Regions from separate parts of the Homo sapiens genome. Here region 2 is linked to region 1. A link is a loop called in an ENCODE intact Hi-C map of the cell type or tissue named here. Cell type or tissue: gastrocnemius medialis. All regions are shown on one strand. Each heading gives the region's core, and the rest is flanking DNA. Links, peaks and the distances in the headings are about the cores only. Region 1 holds the start of SNAP23 (synaptosome associated protein 23). Region 2 overlaps STARD9 (StAR related lipid transfer domain containing 9).

The links. A loop is a pair of places that touch in the nucleus more often than their neighbours do. Peaks named below come from ENCODE experiments on the same cell type or tissue, not always from the same donor. Only the 100,000 strongest peaks of a DNase experiment are listed, where the experiment ranks them.
Region 2: a loop joins it to region 1, with 4 times the contacts of the local background. A loop is called at or near these places in 16 of 110 quality-filtered maps.

What each region holds. Positions count from the first base shown.
Region 1 is chr15:42,481,862-42,497,225 of GRCh38, forward strand. SNAP23 (synaptosome associated protein 23) reads left to right here and starts at 13,773. Exons shown (of 8, transcript NM_003825.4): 1 at 13,773-13,852. ZNF106 (zinc finger protein 106) reads right to left here and starts at 9,280. Exons shown (of 22, transcript NM_001366845.3): 1 at 9,119-9,280. RefSeq lists enhancers at 8,753-8,942, 8,993-9,042, 9,343-9,452, 13,446-13,989, 13,990-14,533. In gastrocnemius medialis, for the core only: a CTCF peak has its summit at 13,262; DNase peaks (open chromatin) are centred at 13,300 and 13,780; H3K4me3 peaks cover 1,950 bases; H3K27ac peaks cover 2,500 bases.
Region 2 is chr15:42,642,975-42,660,174 of GRCh38, forward strand. STARD9 (StAR related lipid transfer domain containing 9) reads left to right here. Exons shown (of 33, transcript NM_020759.3): 8 at 8,042-8,111; 9 at 9,546-9,618. Among named protein-coding and RNA genes, the nearest start is that of STARD9, 76 kb to the left of the region's middle. In gastrocnemius medialis, for the core only: a CTCF peak has its summit at 7,681 (motif pointing left); a DNase peak (open chromatin) is centred at 7,587; H3K27ac peaks cover 219 bases.

The sequences.
Region 1 (15,364 bases), core at 12,233-14,732:
GTTTAACTATAAGGCACCCACCAAATTTGGGAAATTTTCAGCCATTAAATTTTTAAATATATTTTTCTTCCTCATTGTTTTTCTTCTCCCTCCCAGATTTCAATTAAATGTGCTAGGTTTTTAAAATATTGATCCCAGGTCACTGAGGATGTATTTCTTTTTCCCTCCCACTCTTCCTTCAACTTTAATTTCAAGGATGCTTTCCTCTGTCATCTCCATTCTTCCATTAAGCCCCATCCAGTTTAAATTTTTATTTCAGATATCATATTTTTCAGTTCTAGAATGTCTATTTAGTTATCTTAGTTTCACACTCATTCTTTATGAATACATTTTCCTTTATATCATTTTTATTTCCTTTACTAATGCATAGTTATAAAAGTTTAAAATCATTTCCTGCTAATCCCAACGTTTAAGCATTTTAAGGTCACTCTCTAGAGTGTCATTTAGCTTGAGAATAGGTTACATTTTCCTGTTTCTTTGTATATGAGTAGTTTTGGAATATATCCTGGATATTTTGAATGTTATATTACAGCAACTCTGGAGTCCTTTATATTCCTCCAAAGAGTATTGACTTTTGTTTTTTTACTTTTGTTTTCATAGTATCTAACTTGGTTAACTCAAACTACAAATCTGTCTCTTAGGCAGTAGATGAAATCTCCAGTTTTTTTTTTTTTTTTTTTTTTTTGAGATGGAGTCTCACTCTGTCACCCAGGCTGGAGTGCAGTGGCACGATCTCAGCTCACTGCAAGCTCCTCCTCCCGGGTTCAAGCAATTCTCCTGCCTCAGCCTCCTGAGTAGCTGGGATTACAGGCATGTGCCACCACACCTGGCTAATTTTTTTGTATTTTTAGTAGAGACGGGGTTTCACCATATTGGCCAGGCTGGTCCTGAACTCCTGACCTTGTGATCCACCCACCTCGACCTCCCAAAGTGCTAGGATTACAGGCGTGAGCCACCGCGCCCGGCAAAATCCTCAGTTATTTCATCCTCAGCTGGGCTTCTTTGGAGTCTGCTCCACATATGCATAATTCAGCAGTCTGCCAAGGTTTGGGCAGAGTTTATTCACAGAGTCTGATGCTTCTCCTCTCTCTCTGCTTTCCAGGATTCTCCTCTCACTTCCCAACAGCTGTAGTTGCTTGAGCTTTATCTTCTGGTTCTTCAGGCCACAAAGACTAAAGTTTACTATTGGAATTTTAAGCACCCTACATGACATAGATCAGGGCCTGCCCTAAAGTTAGAAGCCATGAAAATGGGAAATTACTCCAAGTAGTCCCATTCTTGTGTTAACTCCCCGCTAGAATCTGCCTGGTTTTTTTGTAACTCTCCAGTAGATTTTACTGGTTTTATGTATTTCCATCCAGATGTAATAATAGTTGTTATCTGTGGGGGCATTGGCCAGGAGGAGCTTACTCAGCCTATGACCAGAACAGGACTCTCATGTTTGCACTTTTGAGAGCCACCAGCCTCTTCGAATGGCTCCAAGCAATGCTCAAGCGGGACAGACTGATCAAAGAAGACATATCCTCCATCATGCGATGGAGTAGGAGGCCCTAGGTTTAGTGACAAAGTCTGCTGGGACCTGGGTGACTCCTGAATAGCAGCTGTTCATGAGGTGGCTCGGCATTCCAGCCTACCTCAATTTTACGGTGCCTCCATCTAAACATACACATACATGGTTTGCTCAACCATACACTGAAAAAACTATTCTCATGCATGCTTATGTTTTATGCCTTTGTCCCTCACTATTAAAAGCCCTTCAAAGGCATCTAATTATGTAAGATATAAATCAAAATATTTAAAAGGTCTTACAAGGCCCGCTTGACACAACCCTTGCTAATGTGTATTACATAGGTTTGAGCTACTTTCTTGTTGATCTCTGTGATCAGACAAAATGACATTTTCAGTTCTTCCCACCTACCACACTCCTCCCACCTTAGGGCTTTTTCATATGCTGGTCCCTCTCCCTGGAAAGCTCTTACTCCTTTTCATCTAGTTAATTACTCATCCTTCAAATCTCAGTCCAAATGTCAGTTGCCTAGGAAAGCACTCCCTCATCTCCCAGACTAGGTCATACCCCTCACTGTGCACTGCTCTTCTGAAACCCTATCTCTTCTTTATAACACTTATCCCAATTGTGGCTATTTCTGAGGCACACTGTAGAGCAGCAATTCTCAATCACATCAGACCCAACTTTTTTCCTAAAACATATCATTGTGGAAATTTTCATTCATACATAAAAATAGAAGGCTTATTATAACAATCCCCAGTGTTCTGATCAGCCAGCTTCCCCAATTGTCACCATACAATTTTTTCTTTAAAGATATTTTGTACCCCCTTTTGTTGTAAATATTTTGTAATAACCTTCTTATCCTTCCTGAAATAAAATGCAGAGCTACTGTAACTTACTTACACATGTAAAACTTCAAATATCAATTAATGTGCTAACTATAATAAAAATGAAAAATTAAAGGAAAGTGAGTTATAAAGTAACATGTATATCAACATATAAATGCTCAGACATGACTATATTAGAAGAATAAAACTATAAATATGACTACTACAAAATCAGACTAATATAGACAGGCATGTGATATTGTTGATAAAAAATACCATGAATAGGATAGGCATGGCGGCTCACGCCTGTAATCCCAGTACTTTGGGAGGCTGAGGCAGTTCAAGACCAGCCTGGCCAACATAGTGAAATACCATCTCTACTAAACACAAAAATTAGCCAGGCGTGGTGATGCGTGCCCGTAGTCCCACATACTCAGGAAGCTTACGCACGAGAATTGCTTGAACCTGGGAGGCAGAGGTTGCAGTGAGCCAAGATCATGCCACTGTACTCCAGCCTGGGTGACAGAGTGAGACTCTGTCTCAAAACAAACACAAACAGCATTGCTGTCTGCAATATAATTTCCCAAAATAGTGACCAACTCAATAATCTTTCTGAACTAAAGAAAGCACAGTCCCTTGATTTACACATTAACTATGCTTCAGGCAAAAAATACTCTGTGTTGACCAGGCGCGGTAGCTCACGCCTGTAATCCCAGCACCTGGGAAGCGGAGGCGGGCGGATCGGTAGAGTCCAGGAGTTCAAGACCAGTCTGGCCAACATGGCAAAACCCCGTTTCTACAAAAAAAAAATTAGCTGGGCTTGCATGCCTGTAATCCCAGCTACTCAGGTGGCTGAGACACAAGAATCACTTGAACCCAGGAGGCAGAGGTTGCAGTGAGCCAAGACCATGCCACTGCACTCCAGCCTGGGGGGTCAGAGTGAGACCTTACCTCAGAAAAACAACAACAACAAAAAAAATACTGTATGTTTATGTTAAACAAATTTGGTTTGAGGCTCAGATAATTATAAACAGATTTTTCACCTACATGAACATCTTCTGGGACATTAGAAAGTGATGCAAGGTTTATGTGTTCTCACCACAAAAACTTATAAGTAATACATATGTTAATTAGTTTCATCTAGCTATTCCACAAGGTACAGCAGGTCCTCAAAAAATGCTGTTTCATTCAATATCATGCTGTTACAACATTAATGAGAAAAAATAAATTACTTCCAGCTGAGGCCACTGTCCATGAAGACTTCGTATGTTCTCCTTATTCCTTCATGGGTTTCTTCCAGGTCTCCAGTTTCCTCCCACACCCCGAAGTAAGTGCCTGATAGGTGAACAGGGTGTCTAAACAGTCCCAGTCTCAGTGAGTGTGGGTGTGTGTGTGTGAGTACACCCTGGGATGGAATGGCGTCCTGTCCAGGGTTGGTTTCTACCTTGTAACCTTAGCTGCTTAGGATAGGCTCTGACCACCTGAACACTGAACTGGAATAAAGACGTTGGAAAATAAAAGAGTGGATAAATAAAAATTATTATAAAATAAAAATGTGTGACGTATGCACAACAATAAACAATGTGGTACGAAAGCACCCACCTGTCATATTTGTTGATTTTTAACCACATGGTAGTAGCCAGTGCTCCTTAAAATTTTCACTTTGGAAATATTTATTCCTTGATTTAGCCCACCACCAGTGGGACTGTGGTCACCCATTGATTTGCCAAAAATTAGGCAAATATCCTGTTTTTATTACTCTTTCTTTTTTTTTTTTTTTTGAGACGGAGTCTCGCTCTGTCGCCAGGCTGGAGTGTGGTGGCATGATCTGAGCTCACTGCAACCTCCACCTCCCGGGTTCAATCGATTCTCCTGCCTCAGCCTCCCGAGTAGCTGGGACTACAGGCGCATGTACCACCACACCCAGCTAACTTTTGTATTTTTTAGTAGAGATAGAGTTTCACTATGTTGACCAGGATGGCTAGATCCCTTGACCTCGTGATCCGCCCACCTCAGCCTCCCAAAGTGCTGGGACTACAGGCGTGAGCCACCGCGCCCAGCCCTTCTTTTTTTTTTCTTCCAGAGACAGGGGTTTGTTCTATCACCTGGGGTAGAGTGCAGGGGCATGATCATAGCTCACTGCAGCTTTGAACTCCTGGGCTCAAGTGATCCTTCCACCTCAGCCTCCCAAGTAGCTGGGATTACAGGTATACGCTACTATACTTGGTCAATTTTTAAAATTTTTTGTAGAGACAGGGTCTCGCTTTGAAGCCCAGGCTGATCTTGAACTCCCAGTTTCAAGTGTCCTCCACCTTGGCCTCCCAAAGTGCTAGGATTACAGGTATGAGCCACCATGCCCAAGCTACTCTTTTTTACATCTACGTATAGCTCACATTTATTTCAATGTTTAGTATTAGAAGTGTTTGGGGTCTTCATTTAGAAGTTTGGTGATGTTCTTGTGACCAGAAATATGCCATAGGAACTTAACTCTTTTTTATATCAATTAACCTGTGGCAAAATTAGTTTTGTTATTATGCTGTTTTGCTTAGAGTCACAGTTTCCAAGATCCTATTGATGTTAAGTGAGGACTTGTTATATATATATATGTCAAGGCACCATATTGTACACAATAAATACATATATTTTATTGCCAATTAAAAAATTAATTTTTTTGGCCAGGCACAGTGGCTCACGCCTGTAATCCCAGCACTTTGGGAGGCTGAGGTGGGGGGATCACCAGGTCAGGCATTTGAGACCAGCCTGGCCAACATAGTGAAACCCCATCTCTACTAAAAATACAAAAAATTAGCCAGGCATGGTGGCAGGTGCCTGTAATCCCAGCTACTCGGGAGGCTGAGGCAGAAGAATCGCTTGAACCTGGGAGGCAGAGGTTGCAGTGAGCAGAGATCGTGCCATCGCACTCCAGCCTGGGCAACAAGAGTGAAACTCCATCTTTAAAAAAATAAAATAAAATAAAATAAAAAAGCTTATAGGGAAAATATGGCCTGGATGCAGTGGCAGCACACTTATAATCCTAGCACTTTGGGAGGCTGAGGCAACAGAATCACTTGAGGCCAGGAGTTCAACACCATTCTGGGTGACACAGTGAGACCTCCTCTTCACACACACAAAAAATTTATTAATTAGCTGGGCATGGTGGCACGCACCTGTAGTCCCAGCTACTAAGAAGGCTGAGGTGGGAAGAGGATTGCTGGGGCCAAGGAGTTTGAGGGTGTAGTGAGCCATGATCATGCCACTGTACTTCAGCCTAGGTGACTGAGCAAGACCCTGTCTCAAAAAAAAAAAAAAAAAAAAAAAAGCTTTTAGGAAAAACTATTACTACCCCCTCCTGTTTCCTAGCCACCGCCACTTCCAGTCAGCCACTCTTGTGAGTTTCTTATTTGTTTTCCAGAGATATTTTTCAATTTTTTTGCATGAAAATACAAAACATAAAATTTACCATCTTAACCATTTAAGTGTAGTTTAGTGGTATTAAATACATTCATAATGTTGTACAACCAACACTACCATCCGTCTCCATAACTACTTGCATCTTGCATAACTGAAACTTTATATCCATTAAACAATAACTCATTTCCCCCTCCCTCAACCCCTAGCAACCACCATTCTACTTTCTGTCTCTATGATTTTGACTATCCTCCACAGAGGATATTCTATGCATATATGGTTGTCCCTCGATATCCATGGGGGATTGGTTCCAGGATCCCCCTCAATACCAAAATCTGAGAATGTTAAAGACCCTTATATGAAATGGCACAGTATATGCATGTAACCTACACATACCTTCCGTATACTTTAAATCATCTCTAGATTACATGTAAGACCTAATACAATGCCTACACATAACTTCATTTATGTGGATGCAATGTAGTATGTACTCAGCACGTAGCAAATTCAAGTTTTGCTTTTCAGAAATTTGTGAATTTTTTTTCCCCAAATATTATCCATCCAAAGTTGGTAGAATCCATGGATGCAGAACCCATGGACGGATATGGAGGAACAATTGTATATGCAATACATAATATTTTTATAAAACCACAGTGGTTGCAAAATGCACACCCTCTTTTGCACCTTTTCTTTCTCACTATATGGGAGGTCACTCAATATTAGCACATATAGAGCTGGCTCATTCTTTCTAGCAAATTCATACATTTATTTAACCAATCCTTCACTGATGAAGACCTGGGAGCTTCTTGATAGTTTCTTTCAGATTAAAACATGCACAAACATGCACACACACACACACACTCGACTGTAGAGTTTCCACTAGTGATTTCACATGCTAGAGGTCCAAGTAGAGCATTCATATGTAACTTGTCTGCCCAGGTGCTCTTATTCATTGGGTACAGAAATTAATCCTAAACTCTCCACTAAGATACTCCCAATTACAAAACACACAATACATAGACTTCTCACTGAGCCATTCCTGGTCCCAGAACCAAGTCGTCTAGCATCTTCCATTCCTCTCAACTCTTGTAGAGCAGCCTTCAGACTACACGTGCACTAATCTAGATGTACAATAATCACTATTCATAGTCTTTCCTTTTTAAATATCTTCCTTTTAATCAAAACAATTGAGGCCGGGCACTGTGGCTCACACCTGTAATCCCAGCAATTTGGGAGGCTGAGGTGGGTGGATCACCTAAGGTCAGGAGTTCAAGACCAGCCCAGCCAACATGGTGAAACCCCGTCTCTATTAAAAATACAAAACGTTAGCCAGGCATGGTGGTGGGCACCTGTAATCCCAGCTACTCGGGAGGCTGAGGCAGGAGAATCACCTGAACCCAAGAAGCGGAGGTTGCAGTGAGCTGGGATTGCGCCACTGCACTCCAGCCTGGGCGACAAAGCAAGGCTCTCTCTAAAAAAAAAAAAAAACAACACACACACACACACACACACACAATAGGTTCTGAACTAGCCTGATCAGATTCGTTCACACCCTCTACCTCCTGCCAGGCCATTTTTTATTATTTTTTAATTTTTTTTTTTTGAGATGGAGTTTCGTTTTTGGAGTACAATGGCACAATCCTGGCTCACTGCAACCTCCGCCTCCCAGGTTCAAGCGATTCTCCTGCCTCAGCCTCCCAAGTAGCTGGAATTACAGGCATGTGCCATCATGCCCAGCTAATTTTGTATTTCTAGTAGAGACGGTGTTTCTCCATGTCGGTCAGCCTGGTCTCAAACTCCTGACCTCAGGTGATCCGCCCGCCTCGGCCTCCCAGAGTGCTGGGATTACAGGCGTGAGCCATCGCGCCTGGCCCCTTCCAGGCCATTTTAAAGTTCTCCTCGAAAACCATCTAGTATTTCTAATTAAAGGGCTCCTACTATCTTCTAGACTCAAGAGTTAACTCTAGGCATGGCGCGGTATTGGCAAATGTGTAGTAGATACTAAATAAATTCTAGTTGCATCTGAAAATTGTCTTTCATTATTTCATTCACGACCAAACTTGAGAACGGGGCTTAAAGCAAATTTTAAGATTTCCCATGCTATTTACAACAGTACTAAGCTCTTAATAAGCACTCAAAAGTTATCTGTGGGCCGGGCGTGGTGGCTCAAGCCTGTAATCCCAGCACTTTCAGAGGCCAAGGTGGGTGGATCACCTAAGGTCAGGAGTTGGAGACTAGCCTGGCCAACATGGTGAGACCTCGTCTCTACTAAAAATACAAAAATTAGCCGGGCGTGGTGGTGGTGCACGCCTGCAATCCCAGCTACTCGGGAGGCTGAGGCAGGAGAATCTCTTGAAACTGGAAGGCGGAGGTTGCAGTGAGCCAAGATCCCGCCACTGCACTCCAGCCTGGGCGAAAGAGCGAAACTCCGTCCTAAAAAAAATAATAATAATAAAAATAAATAAAAATACAAAAAATTAGCCAGGTATGGTGGTGGGTGCCTGTAATCCCAGCTACTGGGTAGGCTGAGGCAGGAGAATTGCTTGAATCCAGGAGGCGGAGGTTGCAGTGAGCTAAGATCGCGCCACTGCACCCCAGCCTGGCAACAAGAGCGAAACTTTGTCTCAAAAAAAAAAAAAGAAGTTATTTGTGCTTTGAATAAACTGGATATAAACCATTATGGTGGATACAGCACTTATTTGCTAGGTAAGAGAACTTCGCTTACCTAGGATGACAGTCTCAAGTTGCTAAAAGCCACGGATATCTCAAACTTCTCAATAAGATGCCTTAATCTTACTCTCAAAGATGATTACACAACAAATTGAAAGGGGAAGAGGATGTAAAGCATTTCCTCTCCACAATTATACACCGAGATTCGGACTAAATATTAAACGGACACAGTAAGCTGTTGTTACTATTTGTTATTAGTTGTTATTATCAAGACGCATCCCACAAGGAGAGAAACGAAAGGAGGAAAAAGAACGGAGGTTGTCAGTCGCGAGAGGTTGAAATGTGTCCCTGGCCTGAGACCTACGGGCTTTAAGGACCAGGGTCTTTGGACTCCCTGCCCAACTGGGGACGAAGGAGGTCAGTGGCTTCCCCTAAAGGTCAAGGCTTTGGAGCCACGTTTCCTTCTGGGGCTGGGAGCAGAGCTGGAACGCCCCCGCGAAAATCCGTACCCCGAAGCCAGCAGCACCGCCTGCCCATAAACCCGCGCCGGCTCTGGGAGAGTGGACCACCAGGTTGCCCCTGAGCCGCAGCCTGCAGGAGTAGAAACCCGGTGGTGTCTTGCAGCCCCACAACCTCCCTAAGGGGCAGACGACCAGGACCCTTGGGCTCCGATACGCTCAACGCAGGCCGGCCCGTCGATACTCACATTCACAGCCAACCCCTCTTACTCCATCAGGCCGCCGAGAGCCAGGCGAGGGAGCTCCCTGACGCCTCAGACGCCCCCTTCAGTTTTGGGTCCGGGAGCCTGCTCCGGACCCGCTCCCCGCCGGGCCCCGCCACAGCCGCCGCCAACGCGCAGGCGCACACCGAAGCCGTCACGCTCGCTTTTTTTTCCTTTGCCGTCCGCAGTTCTCAATAATCTAGCTTTATTTGAACACAAGAGAGTGAACAACGGACACACAGGAAGAGGTTTTTCTCAAAAAGAATGGAGGAAGAACAAAGGCAGGCCCGCTTGCGGGAGAGTCAGTACGCAGCGTTGGACGCTATGAACAGCCTCCCTGGTCCCTTTTTCATTCTCCTTGTTTCTCCTTGTTCTTTCCCGGCCTCCCTGTAGCTCCTACTCTCTTCCTTGGTGTCCCGCCATTTCCTTTAGTCAGTGGCAACTGTTCGGGCTACATTTTGAAAACACTCCTTCCTTGTAAAACTTTCTGAAGTTGAATGGAAGGTGCAAGAGCTTTAGAACAGCCAGACCTGAGTTTCAGATCTTGGACTAGCTACGAATAATTTGTGACTTTGGGTAAATTACAATTCTTCTTGGAACCTCAGGTTCTTGAGTTAAAATTAGGATAATGTTATCTCACAGGGTGTTGCTAGGATTAAATAACATAGGTCAAGTGTTTATCTATGAATGCTGCCTATCACAGAGCAGACATTCCATAATACTGACTTTATTCTTACTCATGCCTAAGGTATTTATAATATTTTTTAAGTAGAGACGGGGTTTCACCATGTTGCCCAGGCTGGTCTCAAACTCCTCGGCTCAAGTGATCTGCCTGCCTTGGCCTTCCAAAGTTCTGGGATTGCAGGTGTCAGCCACCGCGCCCAGCCTACATTTATTATTTATTTATTTAGTTAGTTAGTTAGTTAGTTATTTTGAGATGGAGTCTTGCTCTGTCGTTCAGGCTGTAGTGCAGAACCGCTCTCTTGGTTCACTGCAACCTCCACCTTCCGGGTTCAAGCGATAATCCTGCCTCAGCCTCCCAAGTAGCTGGAATTACAGACGTGCACTACCACGCCCAACTAATTTTTGTATTTTTAGTAGAGATGGGGTTTCGCCATATTGGCCAGGCAGGTCTCAAACTCCTGACTTCAAATGATCCGCCCACCTCGGCTTCCCTAAGTGCTGGTATTACAGGTGTGAGCCACCGCGCCCGGCCGCCTATATTTATTATTAAACTTAGCCCATACCCATTCCCTCAGAAACCTAATTTTAGTGACTAAGACTATCAGATAAATGAAATGACATTCAGGTTGATAATTATGTGGAGTGTCCCTCCTATATTATTGAGATTATAACATCTCTGTTTAACAAGACCTTCAACGTCTCAAATAAAAGTAAGCAGCGGTGGGGCACAGTGGCTCACGCCTGTAATCCCAGCACTTTGGGAGGACGAGGTGGGCAGATCATGAGGTCCAGAGATCGAGACCATCCTGGCCAACATGGTGAAACCCCTTCTCTACTAAAAACACAAAAATTAGCTGGGCGTGGTGGTGCGTGCCTGTAGTCCCAGCTACTCGGAAGGCTGAGGAAGGAGAATCGCTTGAACCCGGGAGTCGGAGGTTGCAGTGAGCCGAGACCTCGCCCCTGCACTCCAGCCTAGCGACAGAGCGAGACTGCGTCTCAAAAAAAAAAAAAAAAAAAAAAAGAGAGAGAAAAAAGAAAGGAAGCGGCTATATTAACCTCTTCTATGTAAATCCAGATTTGTTCTAGAGGTTTAGGAAACTTCCAATTCCGTGTTTGTGACATCACAAGTCCTTGAAACACTCAAGGGTTGTGGTACGCTGCTCATTCTATTCTCCTTCAAAGGCATGCAATGGAGGAACTATTTTACCCTATAAACTCTGGGCCATCATTCAGGGAAAAGCCTGTAGAAGACCACAGTCAGATATTGGTGAGTGCCAAGGTAACGCTAGATTATGGTTTCTCAACTTTGGGATTACTGACATTTTGGAACATATACTTTTTTGTCAGGGGTATCCTGTGCATTATAAGATGTTTAGCAGCAGACTGGGAGCAGTGGCTCACACATGTAATCCTATAACTTTGGGAGGTCAAGGGAGGCAGATCGCTTGAGTCCAGGAGTTTGAGACCAGCCTGGGTGACATGGTGAAACCGTGTCTCTACAAAAAATGCAGAAATTAGCCGGCAGTGGTGGTGCACACCTGTAGTCCCAGCTACTCAGGAGGCTGAGGTGGGAGGATTTGAGCTGCAAAGGTAGAGGTTGCAGTGAGCTGACATCACACCATTGCACTCCAGCCTGAGCAACAGAGCAAGACCTTCTCTCTCTCTCTCTCTCTCTCTATATATATATACATATATGTGTGTGCGTGTGTGTGTATGTATGTTTAGCAGCACTGTTGGACACGATGCTAGTAGTACCCACCCCCGTTTCCCTGTCATCACAATAAAGCATCTCCAGACATTGCCAAATATCCCCCGGAGGACAAAATCGTCCCTGGTTGAGAACCACGGAATTATATCAATGACCATCACAACCCTAAATGAACTAATGAACTCAACCATACATTTTCTCCACCTCTGCCCTCAACAAGTGACTGCTGCTTGAGAAATTTACACAGGAGGGCAGAAAATGGTGAGTTCATTTTTGCCCATATTAAAAAGGCCCTCAATATTGCTTACCAGTCCTACAACATTCTTCTGTCAACTTGTTGTATTACTTTCTACAATATTCCAAATCTTCTCAGCTTTCCTTTAAACTCCCAATACCACCTCCTTTTCTATCAGAAGATGACCCCATCTTCAACTTCACAGAGAAAACAAGTCAGCAAATGAGAACTTTAACTTCCTGTTACTAAACATACAGAAACATACTTCCTCTCATAATTGGGGAAATATCTCCTCTCTCTCTCTTTCTCCCTCCCTGCCCTCTTCCAAAACCATTATTCTTACCAGTGTTTCGAACTGCCTCTAAACTGCCTCTATTCTTACCCTTTCAAGATCTTTGCCTACTGACTATCCCTTCTCTTCCTTTATTCAACCATTTTTTTCTCAGTTGAATCTTCCCTACCATGCTCAAGTTTCTCCTGTCTTAATTCTAACAAAAATCAAAAAAACAAAAACAAAAAATCTTGATCCTTCATCATTCTCCCTCCTTCCTCCCTGTCAAGGCCAAACTTTCCAAAAGCATTCTACAACTTGTCCCCATCTCTACATCTCCCCCACCTCCAAACTACTAAGTTGTTTTTTTCAACCCCAGCATTCCAACAAACAGCTTTCACTGAGATAATCAGTGACCTCTGTGTTATGAAATTAAAAAAAACATTTCTCAGGCTTCATCTTCCTTGATCCCTTAGGAATAGACTACTTACTCCTTGAAGCACTTTTTTTTTTTTTTTTTGAGATGGAGTCTGGCACTGTCGCCAGTGATAGACATTATGATAGTAATGTAGCTGGGATTACAGACACCCGCCACCACACCCAGCTATTTTTTCTTTCTTTTTTTTTTTTTTTTGTAGGGGGGACGGAATTTCACTCTCGTTGCCCAGCCTGGAGTGCAATGGCATGATCTTGGCCCACTGCAACCTCCGCCTCCCAGGTTCAAGCGATTCTCCTGCCTCAGCCTCCCGACTAGCTGGGATTACAGGCGCCTGCCACCATGCCCGGCTAATTTTTTGTATTTTTAGTAGAGATGGGGTTTCTCTATGTTGGCCAGGCTGGTCTGGAACTCCTGACCTCGTGATCTGCCCGCTTCAGCCTCCCAAAGTGCTGGGATTGATTACAGGCGTGAGCCACTGTGCCTGGTGAAGCACTTTCTTTTCTTGATTTCCAGCAGTTTATTTTATTCTTAGAGGTGCATGGAGGGGTTCCTGCAGCAAATAGTTTACAATAATCCTCCATCTGCTTAAAACTCTTCAATAGCTTTCAGTGCCCCTAGTACAAAGTGGTCTAAAATTCCAAGGCCTTCCAAGATCTAGCGATTGTTGGCCTTCTAAAGCTTTCTTTCCTCTACACTCGGGGATGTACGATTAGCACTAAGCCTCTAACAAGGATGAACTACTAGAAATTTCCAGAAGGCGTTATGCTGTTCTCGACATAAGCTGTTCCCCAGAGCCTGGAAAACTCTAGCTCTTTCTCTGCCGGATTTCCGGGGGAACTCCTACTTATCCTTCATGACTCAAGTCACTTCCTCCGGGAACCCTTCCAGACACCCCTAAGAATAAAACGCTTTGTTCATTATCAGCCAAAGGCGCCTCAAATTTTCTATGTGCTATGCACTGTATTCTATCCACTATAATTTGTTTACATATCTATATCTTAGTCTAGACATATTGAAAGGCGATGAAGAGCAGGGAAAGCACTGTATTCGCTTTCTTTTCTTCAGCGTTCATCCAGCACAGTGCCTGGCATACGGTTTGCCCTCAGTAAATGTTTATTGCATGAACACCTCCCAGCTTCGGGCAGGACTGAAATCTATCCGGTTAACTAGTGAATTCCCAGACTCTCCGTCTGCGTGGCAGGGACATTTAAACCCCCAGCACCGTGATTGGCTCCAGCTGCAGGGGTGTGTCTGTGTCCGCGGCGAACGGGAAGTGAGCAGGCGCGCGGGCTCGGCGCGCGCAGGCGCGACTAGGGTGCAGCGCCAGGTCCGGTGTTGGGGTGTCCGAGTTGCCGCCGGAGAGGAGTGGCCTCGCCCGCTTGGTGAGTCTCCAGGAGTGGGACGGAGGGAGCTGGCCGGGATGAAGTCTGAGACTATGTCCTGAGAAGAAAGAGTGTATCGTATTGGTTGAAAAGTTGGTGGGGTCGGGCTTAAGCGGAGGAGGGGGCTCTCTGGCCCTTACTCGGCAGATGGGCCCGGAGAGAGGACGGGAGGTGCCGGGAGAACATCGAGGGACCAGTGGAGGAAGGGTAGCTGGATGGTAATTCTCTGGACCCTTCCTCGAAATTAAACAGAGATCACTTTCCGCCCCTCACCCTTACTGTGTTGCTGTAGTTGACATTAATAGACTGCCTGTATGGTGACCACAGTGATCAGATAGCTCTGAGATAATGGCTTGAGGAAGGACTCTGAGGTTCCTGGTATTGGATAGCCCTTGCTCTCTAGAAAGGTTCAGCCTTACCTCGCGGCATTACTGCACAAATTAGAGGATCAGGAAAAGAATGAATTTCACAATTCGGGATTGGAGTGGTGGGGGGAAAAAGTACTGTAAAGTGTAGTTTCATCTCGTCCTTTTTTTCTTCTTTAATCAGTCACCACAATGTTAGGAAAGGCAGTTGATGGTAGGAGGAAACGTAAAGACATAAAAGTGGGAGAGGAAAAAAAAGTCAAGAAGGGAGTATCATTTTGCCTTTTGCTATTTGTCATCTCCTGGAATGGGGTCTGTATTAGTGCGTTCTCACACTGCTATAAAGAAGTACCCAAGGCCGGGCTTGGTGGCTAACGCCTGTAATCCCAGCACTTTGGGAGGTCGAGGAGAGAGGATCATATGAGATCAGGAGTTCGAGACCAGCCTGGCCAACATGATGAAATCCCATCTCTACTAAAAATACAAAAATTAGCCAGGCGTGGTGGTATATGCTTGTAATCCCAGCTACTCCGGAGGCTGAGGCAGGAGAATCACTTGAACCTGGGAAACAGAGGTTGCAGTGAACCGAGATCGTGCCACTGAGCTTCAGCCTGGGAGACAGAGTCAGGCTCCAACTCAAAAAAAAACAAAAAGCAAAAGAAATACTCGAGACTGGGTAATTTATAAAGGAAGGAAGTTTAATTGACTCTCAGTTCTGCATGGCTGGGGAGGCCTCAGGAAACTTATAATCATGGTGGAAAGCAAAGGAGAAGCCAAGCACCTTCTTCACAGGATGGCAGGAGAGAGACAGTGAAGGGGAAAAAGCCCCTTATAAAACCAGTATCATGAGAACAGCATGGGGGAAACCACCCCCATAATCCAATCACCTCTCACCAGATTCGAGATGAGATTATGAATAGCCAAACTGTATCATTCTGCCCCTGGCCCCTTTCTTTCTTTCTTTCTTTTTTTTTTTTTTTGAGATGGAGTCTCACACTCTGTCACCCAGGCTGGAGTGCAGTGGCGCGATCTTGGCTTACTACAACCTCCAACACTTCAAGCGATTCTCCTCCCTCACACTCCTGAGTAGCTGAGACTACAAATGTGTGCCACCAAACCTGGCTAATTTTTTTTTTTTTTTTTTTTT
Region 2 (17,200 bases), core at 6,169-8,668, 160 kb after region 1:
ATTTTTTCTTTTAGAGATGGAGTCTAGCTATGTTGCCCAGGTTAGAAGAACCAGTTTTTTTTTTTTTTAATTCCAATCTTTGGTATACTAATACATTTATAAAATAAAATAAGGATGAATTACTAGAAAAAATTAAAGGAATATCTTAATTACAAGCCCCAAATCTTCTTTACTAGATTCAACAGATATAAAATTACTTTATCAAAGTTACCCTTTTATTGTTTTTGGTTTTGTTTTTTTGAGACGGAGTCTTGCTTTGTCACCCAGGCTGGAGCGCAGTGGTAGGATCTCAGCTCACTGCAACCTCTGCCTTCCAAGTTTGAGTAATTCTGCTGCCTCAGCCTCCTGAGTAGCTGGGATTACAGGCACACACCACCATGCCTGGCTAATTTTGGATTTTTAGTAGAGACGGGGTTTCACCATATTGGTCAGGCTGGTCTCGAACTCCTGACCTCAGGTGATCCACCTGCCTTGGCCTCCCAAAGTGTTGGGATTACAGGCGTGAGCCACTGTGCCCGGCCCCTCGTTCTTTTTAAAAAAAAACAGAGTCTCGCTCTGTCGCCCAGGCTGGAGTGGCACGATCTTGGGTCACTGCAACCTCTGCCTCCCGGGTTCAAGCGATTCTCCTGCCTCGGCTGAGGCAGCTAGTCCTGACTAGCTGGGACTACAGATGTGCACCACCACGCCCAGCTAATTTTTGTATTTTAGTAGAGGTGGGGTTTCACCATGTTGGCCAAGATGTCAAACTCCTGACCTTGTGATCTGCCTGCCTTGGCCACCTCTTTTGTAGTATATTTATTTATAGCTATAAATTTCCTTGTAAGCATGACTTTAGCTGTATTGCACCAGTTTTAATGTGTAGTATTTTCATCATCAATCAGTTTAAAGTATATATAATTTCCAATATGATTTCTTTTGACTCATGGATTTAGAAGTGTGTTTCTTTATTTTTTAACACTCAGGGATTTTCTAGTTGTATTTTTGTTATAGGTATCTAGTTTAATAGTATTGAGTTCAGAGAACATGCTCCACATAATTTCACCTAAAACAACATGTATACAGACATGCTTTGGATATATTTGGTTTGATTCCAGACCACCACAATAAAGTATCACAATAAAGCAAAAATCAAAATAAAAACACAAATGTTTTGGTTTCCCAGTGCATATAAAAGTTATATTTATGCTATATTTTATTAAGTACGAAGTAGCATTATGTATTAAAAATGTACATACTTGGCCGGGCATGGCGGCTCACGCCTGTAATCCCAGCACTTTGGGAGGCTGAGGCAGGCAGATCACAAGGTCAGGAGATAGAGACCATCCTGGCTAACATGGTGAAACCCCGTCTCTACTGAAAATACAAAAAATTAGCCGGGTGTGGTGGCGGGCACCTGTAGTCCCAGCTATTCGGGAGGCTGAGGCAGGAGAATGGCATGAACCCGGGAGGCAGAGATTGCAGTGAGCCAGGATCACGCCACTGCACTCCAGCCTGGGTGACAGAGTGAGACTCCGTCTAAAAAAAAAAAAAATGTACATACATTAATTTAAAAATACTTTATTGCTAAAAAATGCTAGTGGTTACCTGAGCCTTCAGTGAGTCATAATCTCTTTGCTGGTGCAGGATTTTTTCTTAGTGATGATGGCGGCTGACTGATCAGGATAGTGATTGCTGAAGGTTGGGATGGCTGTGGCAATTTCTTAAAACAACTTATGGAGTTTGTTACATCAATTGACTCTTCCTTTCATGAAAAATTTTTCTGTAGTGTGAAATGCTGTTTGATAGCATTTTACTCACAATAGAACTTATTTCAGAGCTGGAGTCAGTCCTCTTAAATCCTGACACTCTTTTATCAACTAAGTTTATATAATATTCTGTTTCATTTTTTTGTCATTTCACACAGCATCTTCACCAGGAGTAGGTTCCATCTCAAGAAACCACTTTCTCTGCTCATCCATAAGAAGCAACTCATCATCCATTCAAATTTGATCCTGAGATTGTGGCAATTCAGTCACATCTTCAGGCTCCACTTCTCATTCTACTTCTCTTGATAGTTCCACCACTCTGGAATTACTTCCTCTACCAAAGTCTTGAACCCCTTAAAGTCATTCATGAGGGTTGGAACCAACTTATTCCAAACCCCTCAATGTTGATATTTTGAGCTCCTCTCATGAGTCATGAATGTCCTTAATGCCATCTAAAACGGTGAATTCTTTCTGGAAAGTTTTCAATAGACTTTGCCCAGATCCATCAGAGGAATCACTGTGACAACTATAGCTTTATGAAATGTATTTCTTAAATTATCAGACTTCAAAGTTGAAATGATTCCTTGGTCCATTGGCCATAGAACAGATGTTATGTTAGCAAGCATGAAAAGAACATTAGCTTCTTGTACGTCTCCATCAGAGCCCTTGGGTGACCAGGCACACTGTCAATGAGCAGTAATATTTTGAAAATAATCTTTTTTTCTGAGCAGTAGTTCTCAACAGTGGGCTTACTGTAAGCAGATACGCTGTCATCCAGGCTTTATGGTTCCATTTATAGGGCACAGGCAGAGTAGATTTAGCATGATTCTTAAGGGCCCTAGGATTTTTTTTTTTTTTTTGAGAGAGGGAGGGTCTTGCTCTGTCACCCAGTCTGGAGTGCAGTGGCGTGATCACAGCTCACTGCAGCCTCAACTTCCCAGGCTCATGTGATTCATTTTCCCACCCATGCGCTACCATACCTGGCTAATTTTTTGTGTATTTTGTGGAGACAGGGTTTCACCATGTTGCCCAGGCTGGTCTTGAACTTGTGGGCTCAAGAGATCCACCTGCCTTGGCCTCCCAAAGTTCTGGGATTACAGCTGTGAGTCACCGCGCCCAGCCTGGCCTTAGGATTTTCAGAGTGATAATGGCTTCAATTTAAAGTCATGGTGGCTCATGCCTGTAATCCCAGCACTTTGGGAGGTTGAGGTGGGTGGATCACCTGAGGTCAGGAGTTCGAGACCAGCCTGGCCAACGTGGTGAAACCCCCATATCTACTAAAAATACAAAAATTAGCCAGACGTGGTGGCTGGTGCCTGTAATTCCAGCTACTCGGGAGGCTAAGGCAGGAGAATCACTTGAACCCAGAAGGCAGAGGTTGCAGTGAGCCGAGATTGTGCCACTGCACTCTGGCCTGGTGAACAAGAGTGAAACTCCGTCTCAACAACAACAACAACAATAATAATAATGATAATAATAATAATAAAATAAAGTCACCAGTTGCATTAGCCCCTAACAGGAGAATCGGCCTGTCCTTTGAAGCTTTGAAACCAGACATTGGCTGCTGCTTTCTAGCTATAAAAATCCTAGATGACACCTTTTTCCAATGGAAGCCTGATTTGTCTACATTGAAATTCTGTTGTTTAGTGTAGCTACCTTCATTATCTTAGCTTTAGCTATATCTTTTGGATAACTTATTACAGCTTCTCCGTCAGCACTTGCTTGCTTCACCTTGCACTTAAATGTTACTGAGAAGCTTCTTTCCTTAAACCTCATGAACCACCCTCTGCCAGCTCCAACTTTTCTTCTGCAGCTTCTTCACTTCTCTCAGCCTTCATAGCATTGAAGGGAATCAGGGCTTTGCTCTGGATTAGTCTCTGGCTTAGGAGAATGTTGTGATGGTTTGATCTTCTAACCATACTGTAAAAACTTTCTTCATATCAGCAAGAAGGCTGTTTTGTTTTCTTATCGTTCATGTGTTCACGGAGTAGCACTTTTAATTTCCTTCAAGAACTTTTCCTTTGCATTCACAGCCTGGCCAACTGTTGGGCGCAAGAGGCCTAGCTTTCAGCCTTTCTTGGCTTTCGACATGCCTTCCTTGCTAAACTTCAGCGTTTCTAGCTTTTGATTTAAAATGAGAGACTCTTTCACTTGGACACTTAAAGGCCATTGTAGGGTTATTGGCCTCATTTCAATATTGTTGTGTCTCAGGGAATAGGGAGGCCTGAGTAGAGGGAGAAAGGTAGGGGAAAGGTTGGCTGGTGGAGCAGTCAGAACATATACATTTATCAATTAAGTTCGCTTTTCTATACGATTCTTGGTGTACCAACACAATTATAATAGTAACATCAAAGATTACTGGTCACAGATCATCATAACAGATATAATAATAATGAAAAAGCTTCAAATATGTATAGCACAGTTTGATTTGTAGCCTAGCACATTGGCCAGTTTTTGTAAATTTTCCATGTATGCTTGAAGAGAATATGTATTATACAATTGTTGGGCATAGTGTTTATATATTACTATTTATCAGGTTTGATACTTGTTCAAATCTTCTGTACCCCTATTGATTTTATTTTTCCACTTGTTTTAACAGATACTAAGAAATGCAAGTTAAACTTTCCTACTATGAGTATGGATGCCTTTTTCTCCTTTTAATTCTGCCAATTTTTGTTTTATATATTTTGAGGCTTTATTATTACATGCATACAAAATTAGAATTGTTAAAACTTCCTGGTTCATTGAACACTTTTTTCATTGTGAAGGATTTTTCTTTATCTCTAATAATGCTTTTACTTTAAAGTCTACTTTGTCAGGCATTAACGAAACTAGCTTTCTTTGTGTTATTGTTTGTATTTTTATCTTCTTTTCTACTTTTACTTTCAGTTTTCTATGTATGTTTCAGATGTGTTTTTTATTTTAAAAAATTTTCCTTTTGCTTTGTTTTACCTTTGTTTCATCACAGTTTTGGTCTTTTAATTTGGTATTGTGGTCTGCTTGTATTTAATGTAATCACTGATTTTATTTGGGTTTAAATCTGTTATTTTGTGTTTTCTCTTTACTTTTCCTGTTTTATGTTCCTTTTTCGTTACTTTGTCTTTTGGTTTGATAACTTTAAAAAATTATTCCATATTCCTTCTCCACTAGCTTATTATTTACACATTGTCTTACTATTTTGGTGGTTACTCCAGAGATTACAACATAGACCATTGATTTATCAAAGTCTAATATTTACTGGTTGTTCTGCTTCTTCCCAGACAATAAACCTTTTGGACCTTATAAGACTTGAACTCAGTTTGTCCCTTCTTGACTTAAATGCCATTTTTAGGGCTCTTAATTTTTAAAGAATATCCTACCTTTTATCTCTGAGTGCCTTCTACTTCAAGAATAATCTTGTTTTCCCTCTAGTGTGGATCTGCTATTGACAAGTTCTCTTTTGGCTTTTTGTTTGTTTGTTTGAGATGGAGTCTTGCTCTGTCACCCAGGTTAGAGTGCAGTGGCGCGATCTCGGCTCACTGCAACCTCCGCCTCCTGGGTTTGAGCAATTCTCCTGCCTCAGCTTCCCGAGTAGCTGGGATTACAGGCACATGCTACCGTGCCCAGCTAATTTTTGTACTCTTAGTAGAGATGGGGTTTCACCATGTTGGCCAGGCTGATCTTGAACTCCTGACCGAAAGTAATCCACTGGCCTCGGCCTCCCAAAGTGCTGGGATTACAGGCATGAGCCCCCATACCCAGCCTGCTTTTCTTGTTCTTGAAGGTAAAGTTCACTGAGTACAGAATTTTAAATTGATGGTTATTTTCTTTTAGTCATTAAAAATTATACCATTCTCTTCTGCTTTCCACTGTTTTTGCTGAGAAGTCATCTCCTAGTCTAATTTTTTCAATATTTTTACTTTTGTCTTTGAACAGTTTATTATGGTCTACTTATGGGTAGATTTAGGTTTTTAAAAAATCATGCTGGGATTCTTGAATTGTGCTTTTGTATCTTCTTATCAGTTTTGGAAAGTTCTTAGCCATTACCTTTCCCTTTTTTCCCCCCTTCCCTCCACTACCATTACCTCTTATAATAATCCTTCTATCCCATTCTTTCCTCTTCTTTTGGGACTCTAATTACAGGTATGTTAAGGCCTATTGCCTGTATACTCTGTGAGTCTTACCATTTCTTCTATATTTAATTAATTAATTTATTTATTAGACATGAAGTCTTGCTAATGTTGCCCAGACTGGTTTTGGACTCCTGGGCTCAAGGGATCCTCCTGCCTCAGCCTCCCAAGTAGCTGAGATTACAGGTGTGCACACCTAGCCTCCATTTTTTTTTCTTTGAGATGGAGCCTCGCTGTGTTGCCCAGGCTGGAGTGCAATGGCGCAATCTCAGCTCACTGCAACCTCCACCTCCTGGGTTCAAGCGATTCTCTTGCCTTAGCCTCCCGAGTAGCTGGGATTACAGTCGCGCACCACCACAGCCGGCTGATTTTTGTATTTTCATGAGAGACGGGGTTTTACCACGTTGGTCAGGCTGGTCTTGAACTCCTGACCTCATGATCCACCCGCCTCAGCCTCCCAAAGTGTTGGGATTACAGGCGTGAGCCACTGCACCCGGCTCCCTCCATATTTTTAATCTTTTGTCTCTCTGTGCTAAATTTTGAGTATGTTTCTGATCTATCTTCCTGCTCACTCATTCTTTCTTCAGCTATGTCTAACCTGCTATTAAACTTTATATTGAGTTTTTATTTTCACTTACAGTATTATTTCTCAGATATCCATTTTATTATTTCATTATAGTTTCCAAGTTTACAATCTTGTCTTTAAACTCCTTGAAAATATTAAGCAGAGTTACTTTTTTTTTTTTTTGAAACGAAGTTTTGCTCTTATCGCCCAGGCTGGGGTGCAATGGTGAGATCTTAGCTCACTGCAACCTCTGCCTCCTAGGTCCAAGTGATTCTCCTGCCCCAGCCTCCTGAGTAGCTTGGACTATAGGCTCCCGCTACCATGTCCAGCTAATTTTTTGTATTTTTAGTCGAGGTGGGGTTTCACCATCTTGGCCAGGCTGGTCTTGGAACTCCTGACCTCATGATCTACCTGCCTTGGGCTCCCAAAGTAGTACTGGGATTACAGGCATGAGGCACCGAGCCTGGCCTTTTTTTTTTTTTTTTTTTTTGAGATGGAGTTTCGCTCTTGTTGCCGAGGCTGGAGTGCAATGGCGCGATCTCGACTCTCCACAACCTCCGCCTCCCAGGTTCAAGGGATTCTCCTGTCTCAGCCTCCCGAGTAGCTGGGATTACAGGCATGCACCAACACACCCAGCTAATTTTGCATTTTTAGCAGAGACAGGGTTTCTCCATGTTCGCCAGGCTAGTCTCAAACTCCTGACCTCAGGCCCGCCCGCCTCGGCCTCCCAAAGTGCTGGGATTACAGGCATGAACCACAGTGCCCAGCCTTCAGGGTTACTTTTAAGTCGGCCTGGTAGCTTCAGTATCTGGGTCTTTCTTGGATTGCTTTCTATTGACTATTATTTTTGTTGGTTTCATTTATGTTACTTTGTTATTTTGGGTGTAATTGTATTTAGCAATAAGCCCATGAAGTTACTTTGTTTTTGAATCTCTCATACAGAGATTCTCTGGAACAGTTGGGAAGGCCTTTGGGACTTGGTCAGTAACCAGCCATGAAGATTTACTTTCATGCCCGTAGGCTCCTCTTCACCTATCTAAAGCCTCCCCATTCTATAGTGGCTAAATTTAAGTCTCACTTCTTCTGTGGAACCTGTCCTGACCACGCCTCTGATCTCCTCATCATGTATCATCTTTCCAACTCCTGTGGCACTTGGCCATATTGTCTTGTGTAGTGTAACTTACCATGATTGTAAACTGTGGGAGGACAGAGATGAGTGTACTGTGTATTTTGTATGCCAAACCGAGTCTGCCACCTTGTGGGGAAAACAACACTGGCCTACCTCAGGGACTTTGTGAGGGCCAAATGAGAACAGTTCTTATAACCTATATAGCAGAACTGTAAGGAATTATAGTTGTTGTTAGCATATGGTCTATATGACTTATAGACCATAATCTCTGTGAGGACAGAGACCTATATTCCTAGAGTCTATCATATACCTGACAAGAGGTTTCCAATAAATATTTCTTGATTTAATTTATTATCTGAATGAATTTGGCCAGATTCCCTCATTTTTGTCTATTAAACAATATGAAATAGGAATGATAAAGACTTACAAGAAAAGGTTAAAGTTTACCAAAAATCTCATTTAATTTCTTTTTTCCGTTTCACAAATCCGATAGGTTTATCTCAACATGTAGTTACCAATTATAAGCAAGTAATCCAACTCTTGGAGGAGGGAATTGCAAACAGGTAACAGGTTTGTTTGTTTCTGTCATTCTTTTATCCTCACACTCCTATCCTGTGTTCCCATTTCCCTTTGGGGAGTGTATAATGACACTTAAAATTGTCTCTGTGTGTAGAGATGTTCACAACCAGGAGGCTCTTCCCAGAACAATAGTGTTCACAGGGTAAGGGGTGGTGACTAAGATTTAGTCTCTTCTCACTAGTAATGAAGCTGGAATCTGTTCTGGACATAATAATATTAGGCAGTAAGCCCAAGGAAGTTACTCTATATTTTGTTTAGAGCTTCTAAATTTGGAAGAAAGGGTTCTTACCTGCATTGTCCTCTCCTCAGGTTTGATAGATATAAGGATGAATATAGTGTAAAAGGTTCATAAAAACATTTTTTTCTAGTTTTGCATACTTATAAGGTAGCCCCTCAAAAGACTGTTTTGAATCTGCTATGAATAACTAGGTGCTGTAGATTCCCCTAAAAGCTATTGTAAATTGTAATAACATTTCATGTTGTAAGTTACTATGAAATACCTAGAATATTACTAGTAAATGTCCCTAAAAAAGGCTTTTTTTTTCTGGGGTAAAAAGGTCTTTAGAGCCTTCTATTTATCCTGTTAATAGCAGGACCAAGTTAATTGAACATAAAGGAAGAAATTTAAATTTAACATTCTCCTGAGCTTCATGGAACTCTCCTGGAGACACTTACTTCTGGTCTTCAGGGTACCCTGAGCTCCATGATTTTTCAGTGTCAGGCTTGAATCATGAGACTAGCCTCTAGATTTTGGCCCTTTTCTTCAATTCTCCAGATCCTCTGAGAACAGAGCTCAGTGAGATGCTCTTAGATAAAGGAAAACCTCTCCTGACTTTAAGGGTTAACACTGTAATGGATTTCTAAGGGAGACTGTGAATTCCGCCTGGCTTAAGCATGATATTGATGTGATTTAAGATCTCATTTCCAAGATCTTTCTGACACTGTAGAATTAATATTCTGTGTTTAATCAAAACTTACCTTCTCTGTCTTTGAGGTATCTTCTCTAGCAAGCTTTCTACATCCACTTGTCTTATTAAAATGACTCCAAGAATAAAATAAAATAAAGTGAAAGAATAAAATAAAATGGGTCTATCTTGGGCATGTTCTTCCAGGATGATGACGCTCTAGTCTTCATTTCCCTTTTCACTTGAATTTTTGCTTCTATTGCTTAAAAAAAAAAAGTTTCAGTGTAGTTTAGTATGAAGCTACACTCCGTTTTATGCTCAGATATCAGCACCTAGAGTGCTGCTTCTGCCCTCTTTGGACTATTCTCTTCACGATACTGGACTAAATATGTGTGTTTTATGATTCTTGTCGGTGAACCTCAGCACTAACATTTCTTGTATTCTGTATGGATCCTTAAGAATCCACCATGTGTAAACAATCCTCGTCCTAACAGTTTTTCCTTGTATACACAGAATCACAGCAGCCACCCATGTTCATGAGGCCAGCAGCAGATCCCACGCCATTTTCACGATCCACTACACGCAGGTTGGTAACTCCTTATGTTTGGTGAGATTTCTTCCTCTCCTTGTACCTTTAAACCACTTTCTTGTCTTCCTTCCTATTTCTTTTTTTGTTTGTTGGTTTTTGAGACAGGGTCTCAGTCTGTTGCCCAGACTGGAGTGCAGTGGCGCGATCTCGGCTCACCTGAACCTCTGCCTCCCAGGCTCAAACAATTCTCCTGCCTCAGCCTCCCAAATAGCTGGGATTACAGGAGACGCCACCATGCCCGGCTAATTATTTTTTAATTTTTAGTAAAGACGGGGTTTCACCATGTTGGCCAGACTGGTCTCAAACTCCTGACCTCAGATGATCCACCTGGCTCGGCCTGCCTAAGTGCTGGCATTACAGATGGGAGCCATCGTTCCCGGCCCTGTTTCTTTTCCTTTCCTCCTACTCTCATATTTATAGGTCCTCTGATAGAACCTAATATTGTAAACCGGATTTACACACAATCCGTTAAGCTATACACCTAGAATGGGTAGAAGCATTTTATAAAGACTAATCAAAATATCTTCTGCTTATATTTATTTTTAACATTTTAAAACGCTTTCACATCGGTGTGATCAGTATGGACATTTAAAACAAAAGGTTGAAAAGAAAATAAGCATTAAAATGAAATATTAGAAGATTCACTTCCATTGTGATGGATTGAGGAGGTCAAGTCATATCCCCAAAAAGCAACTATAAAGCTGGACAAAATCCTTTCTGTGGTCTGAAAATAGATTAAAGGAATGTAACAAAGTGAGAAGTACCACACCCAAAATAAAATGATGACTAAAAACTTCCTAAATTTGTTGAAAATCATTTATAGATCTAAGAAGCTCAAAGGACTCCAAGTAAAATAAACACAAAGAGATCCACACCTAGACACATCATAGTTAAACTGTTGAAAGACAAAGAGAAAATCTTAAAAACAGCTAGAGAAAAGTGACTTATACAGTAGAACAATTACGTGATGAATGGCTGACTTCTCATCAGAAGCATTGAACCCTTAGAAGTCAGGGGGCTGAGATAATATAAAAAACTGGCAATAAGAACATTCCCAGATTGGAAAAATAAAAAGTAGAATTTATTGCCAGCAGACTTACCTGACAAGAAAACTAAATGAAATCTTCTAGGCTGAAAGAAAGTGATATTAGAAAGTATCTTAAATCTATAGGAGACAGTGAAATATCTGGGAATGATAAATGTGTGAGTAAATATAAAAAAAACCTACATTCTTTCTCGTTTCTTCTCCTAATGTCAATAAAAGAATAAGATTACATAAAACCACAATTGTAACAATGCATTTTTGTACATTGTCATATATGAAAATAACAGCACAAGGGAAATGAAAGGAGATATATTTAAGTAGAGTTACTATATTTTACAGGAATTAAGTTAGTATTATTTTAAAGTAGATCATAAATAAAGATATGTATTGTAATCTGTAGAGCAAGTACTAAGAAAATAGCTCAAAAATACAATTTTAAAAATCAACATTTCTTCTGCCTCCTCTGGGCAGAAAAAACAACAGAAATTAAAATGGTACATATTAATAAAAATACCTAACAGTTAAAGGCAGTGGAGGAAGAACAGAGGAACAAAGGAGATATGAGACACAGAAAAAAGAAAAATCAGACATGGATGGTTCTGAGCACATCAATAATTATTAAATACATTAAGTGTGAATTGCCTAAGGTACAAATTTTCAGATTGCATAAAAGCAAGACCCAACTACATGCTGTCTATAAGAAACACACCTTAGAATCACAGACACAGGTTGAAAGTAAAAGGATGGAAAAAGATATACCATAATAATAGTAACCATAAGTCCTAGCTAGAGTAATGAGACAAGAGAAAGAAATAAAGGGCATCCAGATCAGTAAAGAGGAAGTCAAACTGTTGCTGTTCGCTGACAACATGATTGTATACCTAGAAAACCCTAAAGACTTATCCAAAGAGCTCCTGGAACTGGTAAATGAATTCAGCGAAGTTTCAAGATACAAAATTAATGTACATGAATCAGTAGCTGTGCTATACACCAGCAGCAGACAAGCTGAGAATCAAATCAAGAACTCAACATTTTTTACAATAGCTGAAAAAAAAAAATACTTAGGCATACACTTAACCAAGGAGGTGAAAGACCTGTACAAGAAGAACTACAAAACACCGCTGAAAGAAATCATATATGACACAAACAAATGGAAACATATCTCATGCTCATGGATGGGTAGAATCAGTATTGTGAAAATGGCCATACTGCCTAAAGCAGTCTACAAATTCAATGCAATCCCCATCAAAATACCACCATCATTCTTCACAGAACTAGAAAAGACAGTCCTAAAATTCATATGGAACCAAAAAAGAGCCCACATAGCCAAAGCAAGACTAAGCAAAAAGAACAAATCTGGGCCAGGCGCAGTGGCTCATGCCTGTAATCCCAGCACTTTGGGAGGCCGAGGCAGGCGGATCACTTGAGGTCAGGAGTTTGAGACCAGCCTGGCCAACATGGTGAAACCCCTCTCTACTAAAAATAGAAAAAATTAGCTGGGCGTGATGGCAGGCACCTGTAATCCCAGCTATTCGGGAGGCTGAGGCAGGAGAATTGCTTGAACCTGGGAGGCAGAGGTTGCAGTGAGCTGAGATCACACCGCTGCACTCCAGCCTGGGCAACAGAGTGAGACTTCGTCTCAAAAACAACAACAAAACCAAATCTGGATGCATTACATTACCCAACTTCAAACTATACTATAAGGCCAATAGTTACCAAAACAGCATGGTACTGGGACAAAAACAGGCATATAGACCAATGGAACAGAATAGAAAATGCAGAAATAAAGCCAAATACTTGCAGTCAACCGATCTTTGACAAAGCAAACAAAAACGTAAAGTGGGGAAAGGACACCCTATTCAACAAATGGTGCTGGGATAATTGGCAAGCCACATGTAAGAGAATGACACTGGATCCTCATCTCCCACATTATACAAAAATCAACTCAAGATAGATGAAAGACTTACATATAAGACCTGAAACCATAAAAATTCTAGAAGATAACATTGGAAAAATCCTTCTAGACATTGGCTTAGGCAAAGACTTCATGAGCAAGAATCCAAAAGCAAATGCAACAAAAACAAAGAGAAATAGATGGGACTTAAATAAAACAAAAATCTTCTGCACAGCAAAAGAAATAATCAGCAAACAGCCCACAGAGTGGGAGAAAATATTTGCAATCTATGCATCCTACGAAGGACTAATATCCAGACTCTACAAGGAACTCAAACAAATCAGCAAGAAAAAAACAGTCCCATCAAAAAGTGGGCTAAGGACATGAATAAACAGTTCTCAAAAGAAGATATACAAATGGCAACAAACATAGGAAAAAAATGCTCAACATCACTGATTATCAGGGAAATGCAAATCAAAATCACAATGCAATACCACCTTACTCCTGCAAGAATGGCCATAATAAAAAAATCCAAAAAGAGGCTGGGTCAGTGGCTCACGCCTGTAATCCCAGCACTTTGGGAGTCTGAGGCAGGTGGATCACCTGAGGTCAGGTGTTCAAGACCAGCCTGGCCCACATGGCGAAATGCTGTATCTACTAAAAATAAAAAAATTTGCTGTTGCGCTCCTGTAGTCCCAGCTACTCACGAGGCTGAAGCTGGAGAATTGCTTGAACCTGGGAGGCAGAGGTTGCAGTGAGCCGAGATCATGCCACTGCACTCCAGCCATCTCCTAAAAAAAAAAAAAAAAAAAAAAAAAAAAAAAAAAAAAAAAGATGTTGCCGTGGATATGGTGAAAAGGGAACGCTTTTACACTGTTGATGGGAATATAAACTAGTATCACCATTATGGAAAACAGTGTGGAGATTCCTTAAAGAACTACAGGTAGATTTACCCAGAGGAAAAGAAGTCGTTATATGAAAAAGATACTTGCACATGCATGTTTTAGCAGCACAATTCACATTTGCAAAAATACAGAACCAGCCCAAATGTCCGTCAATGAGTGGTTAAAGAAAATGTGGTGTATGTATACTGTGGAATACATTCAGCCGTGAAAAGGCACCAAATAATAGCATTTGCAGCAACCTGGATGGAATTGGAGACCATTATTCTAAGTTAAGTGTCTCAGGAATGGAAAACCAAACGTATCTTCTCACTCATAAATGGGAGCTAAACTATGAGGACACAAAGGCATAAGAATGATACAAAGGCATAAGGACACATAGGCATAAGGACGCAACAGCATAAGAATGAACTTTGGGGACTTGTGGGAAAGGGGGGTGAGGGATAAAAGACTACACATTGGGTACAGGGTACACTGTTTGGGTGATGGGTGCACCAATATTTCAGAAATCACCACTAAAGAACTTATTCATGTAACCAGACACCATCTGTTCCTCCAAAACCTATTGAAATTTTTAAAAAAGTAAGCATAAGAGAGCTGGAGTGGTATTTTAATGTCAGGCAAAAAATAGGTTTTAAGGCTGGGCGTGGTGGCTCAAGCCTGTAATCCCAGCACTTTGGGAAGCCGAGGTGGATGGATCGCCTGACGTTAGGAGTTTGAGACCAGCCTGGCCAACATGGTGAAACCCCGTCTCTACTAAAAATACAAAAAAAATTAGCCAGGCATGGTGGTGAGCGCTTGTAGTCCCAGCTACTCAGAAGGCTGAGGCAGGAGAATCACTTGAATCCAGGAGGCAGAGGTTGCAGTGAGCTGAGATCGTACCATCACACTCCAGCCTGGGCAACAAGAGTGAGATTCCGTCTCAAAAAAAAAAAAAAAGGTTTTAAGACAAATACTAGAGACAGGAATATTTCATAATGATAAAGGGTCAGTCAGTACATTGAAGAAATACAACATTTATAAATGTATGCACCCTGAACAACCAAACCTCAAAATACATGAAAACACTGATGGAATTGAAAGATTAAAATAGACAGTTCAACAATGGTTGGATATTTCAGTACCTAATTTCCAGTAGTAGGTAGATAACCAAACAGAAATCAGTGAGGAAATAGAAGATTTGAGCAACATTATCAAACTATGTGACCTGACATTTTCAGAACACTTCATCCAACATCACAGAATACACATATTTTCAAGTGCACACGGAGCATTCTCTGAGATAAACCCTATGCTTCCTGAAGCTAAAGTAACCAAGATAGTGTGGTGTTAGTGTTAAGATAAATAGATTACTGGAATAGAATAGAGTCCAAAATAGACTCACACATATATAGGCAACTGATTTTTAATAAAGTTGCAAAGGCAATTCAGTGGAGAAAATATGTTTTCAGCAAATGGTGGGAGAACAATTGGATGTCTATATGAAAAAAAGAACTTTGATCTATATTTTGCACTTTATCGAAAAGTTAACTCATATTGAATCATAGCTCTAAATGGGAAACCTGAAACTATTAAACTTTAGAACATAACTTAGGAGAACCTTTGTGATTCTTGATTAGGCGAAGGTTTTATAGATATGGCACTAAAAACACAAATTGAACAGAAGTACAAATTGAAATCGAGTTAATCACAATTTCAAACTTTTGTACTTTTATAATTTTTTTTTGAGACAGGGTCACACTCTGTCACCCAGGCTAGAGTGCAGTGGCACAATCATGGCTCACTGCAGCCTCAACCTCCCGGGCTCAAGTGATCCTCCCACCTCAGCCTCCCAAGTAGCTGGGACTTACAGGTGTGTGTGTGTGTGTGTGTGTGTGTGTGTACACTTACAGTGTACAAAATAACTTTTGTATTTTTTTTGTAGAGACAAGGTCTCGTTATGTTGCCCAGGCTGGTCTTAAATCCCTAGGCTCAAGTGATCCTCCTGTCTCAGCCTCCCAAAATGCTGGGATTACAGGCATGACCCACCATGCCTGGCCTTTTGCACTTTTTTTTTTTTTTAATGAGACTGATTCTTGCTCTGTCACCCAGGCTGGAGCACAGTGGCACAATCTTGACTCATTGCAACCTCCACCTCCCGGGTTCAAGTGATTCTCCTGCCTCAGCCACCTAAGTAGCTGGGATTACAGGCACGCATTACCATGCCTGGCTAATTTTTGTATTTTTAGTAGAGACGGGGTTTCACCGTGTCGGCCAGGCTGGTCTTGAACTCCTGATCTCAAGCAATCCAGTTTGCCTCTGCCTCCCAAAGTGCTGGGATTACAGGCATAAGCCACCGTGCCTGGCCCCTTTTGCACTTTTAAAGACATTATTAGGAGAATAAAAAGAAAAGCAGGCCAGGTGTGGTGGTTCATGCCTGTAATCCCACCACTTTGGGAGGCCAAGGTGGGTGGATCACTTGAGATCGGGGGTCGAGACCAGCCTAGCCAAGATGGTGAAAACCCTGTCTCTACTAAAAATACAAAAATTAGCCAGGCTTGGTGGCTTGCACCTGTAATCCCAGCTGCTCAGGAGGCTGAGGCAGGAGAATTGCTTGAACCCAGCAGGCAGAGGTTGCAGTGAGCCAAGATCGTGCCACTGCACTTCAGCCTAGGTGACACAGCAAGACTCCCTCGAAAGAAAGAAAGAGAGAAAAGAAGAAGGAAAGAAGGAAAAGCAACAGATAGGTAGAACTTTTTTGCTAAACATACATCTGATGGAGGAATTATATCCAGAATATATAAAGAACTCTCTAAACACCGTAAGAAAACAACTCAAAACAATGGCAAAAATTTTGAACTGACATTTCACTAAACAAAATATGCTAGTGACAATTAGGGAGTTGAAAAAATTCTCAACATCCTTGTTCATTAGGGAAATACAAATTAGAACCAAATGAGATACCACTACCCACCTTTTAACATGGCTAAAATTATACTAAATATCAGCAAGTTGTGTAGGAGCAGGAGTTTTCATACACTGCTCTGCTGGTGGGAATGTAAATGGTATAGCAACTTTGGAAAAGAGTTTATCAGGGTTTTCTTTGTTTGTTTTTGTTTTGTTTGTTTGTGATGGAGTCTCACTCTGTTGCCCAGGCTGGAGGGGCAGTGGCGCGATCTTGGCTCACTGCAGCCTCTGCCTCCTGGCTTCATGCCATTTTCCTCCTCAGCCTCCTGAGTAGCTGGGACTACAGGTGCCCGCCACCACGCTTGGCTAATTTTTGTATTTTTAGTAGAGACGAGGTTTCACCATTTTGGCCAGGAAGGTCTCAATTTCCTGACCTCATGATCCACCTGCCTCCACCTCCCAAAGTGCTGGGATTACAGGGGTGAGTCATCATGCCCAGCCTAGCAGTTTCTTAAAATGTATACCTACCATATGACCCAGCAATTCTACTCTTAGGTGTTTATCCAAGAGCAATGTCCACAGAAAGATGTGCACAAATATCCATAACTGTTATTTGTAATTACCCCAAAATAGAAACAACCTGCACATCCATCAAAAGGCAAATGGATAACTGTGGTATATCCACACAATGGAATAATAGCAGTAAAAATGAATGAACTTTTGATGCATGCCTTAACATGGATAAATCTCAAAATAATTATGTACAGTGAAAAGAGCTAGATGTACGATTCTATTTATATGAAACATTCTGAAAAGGTAGACTTACAGACATAGAAAGTTAAGTGATTGCTT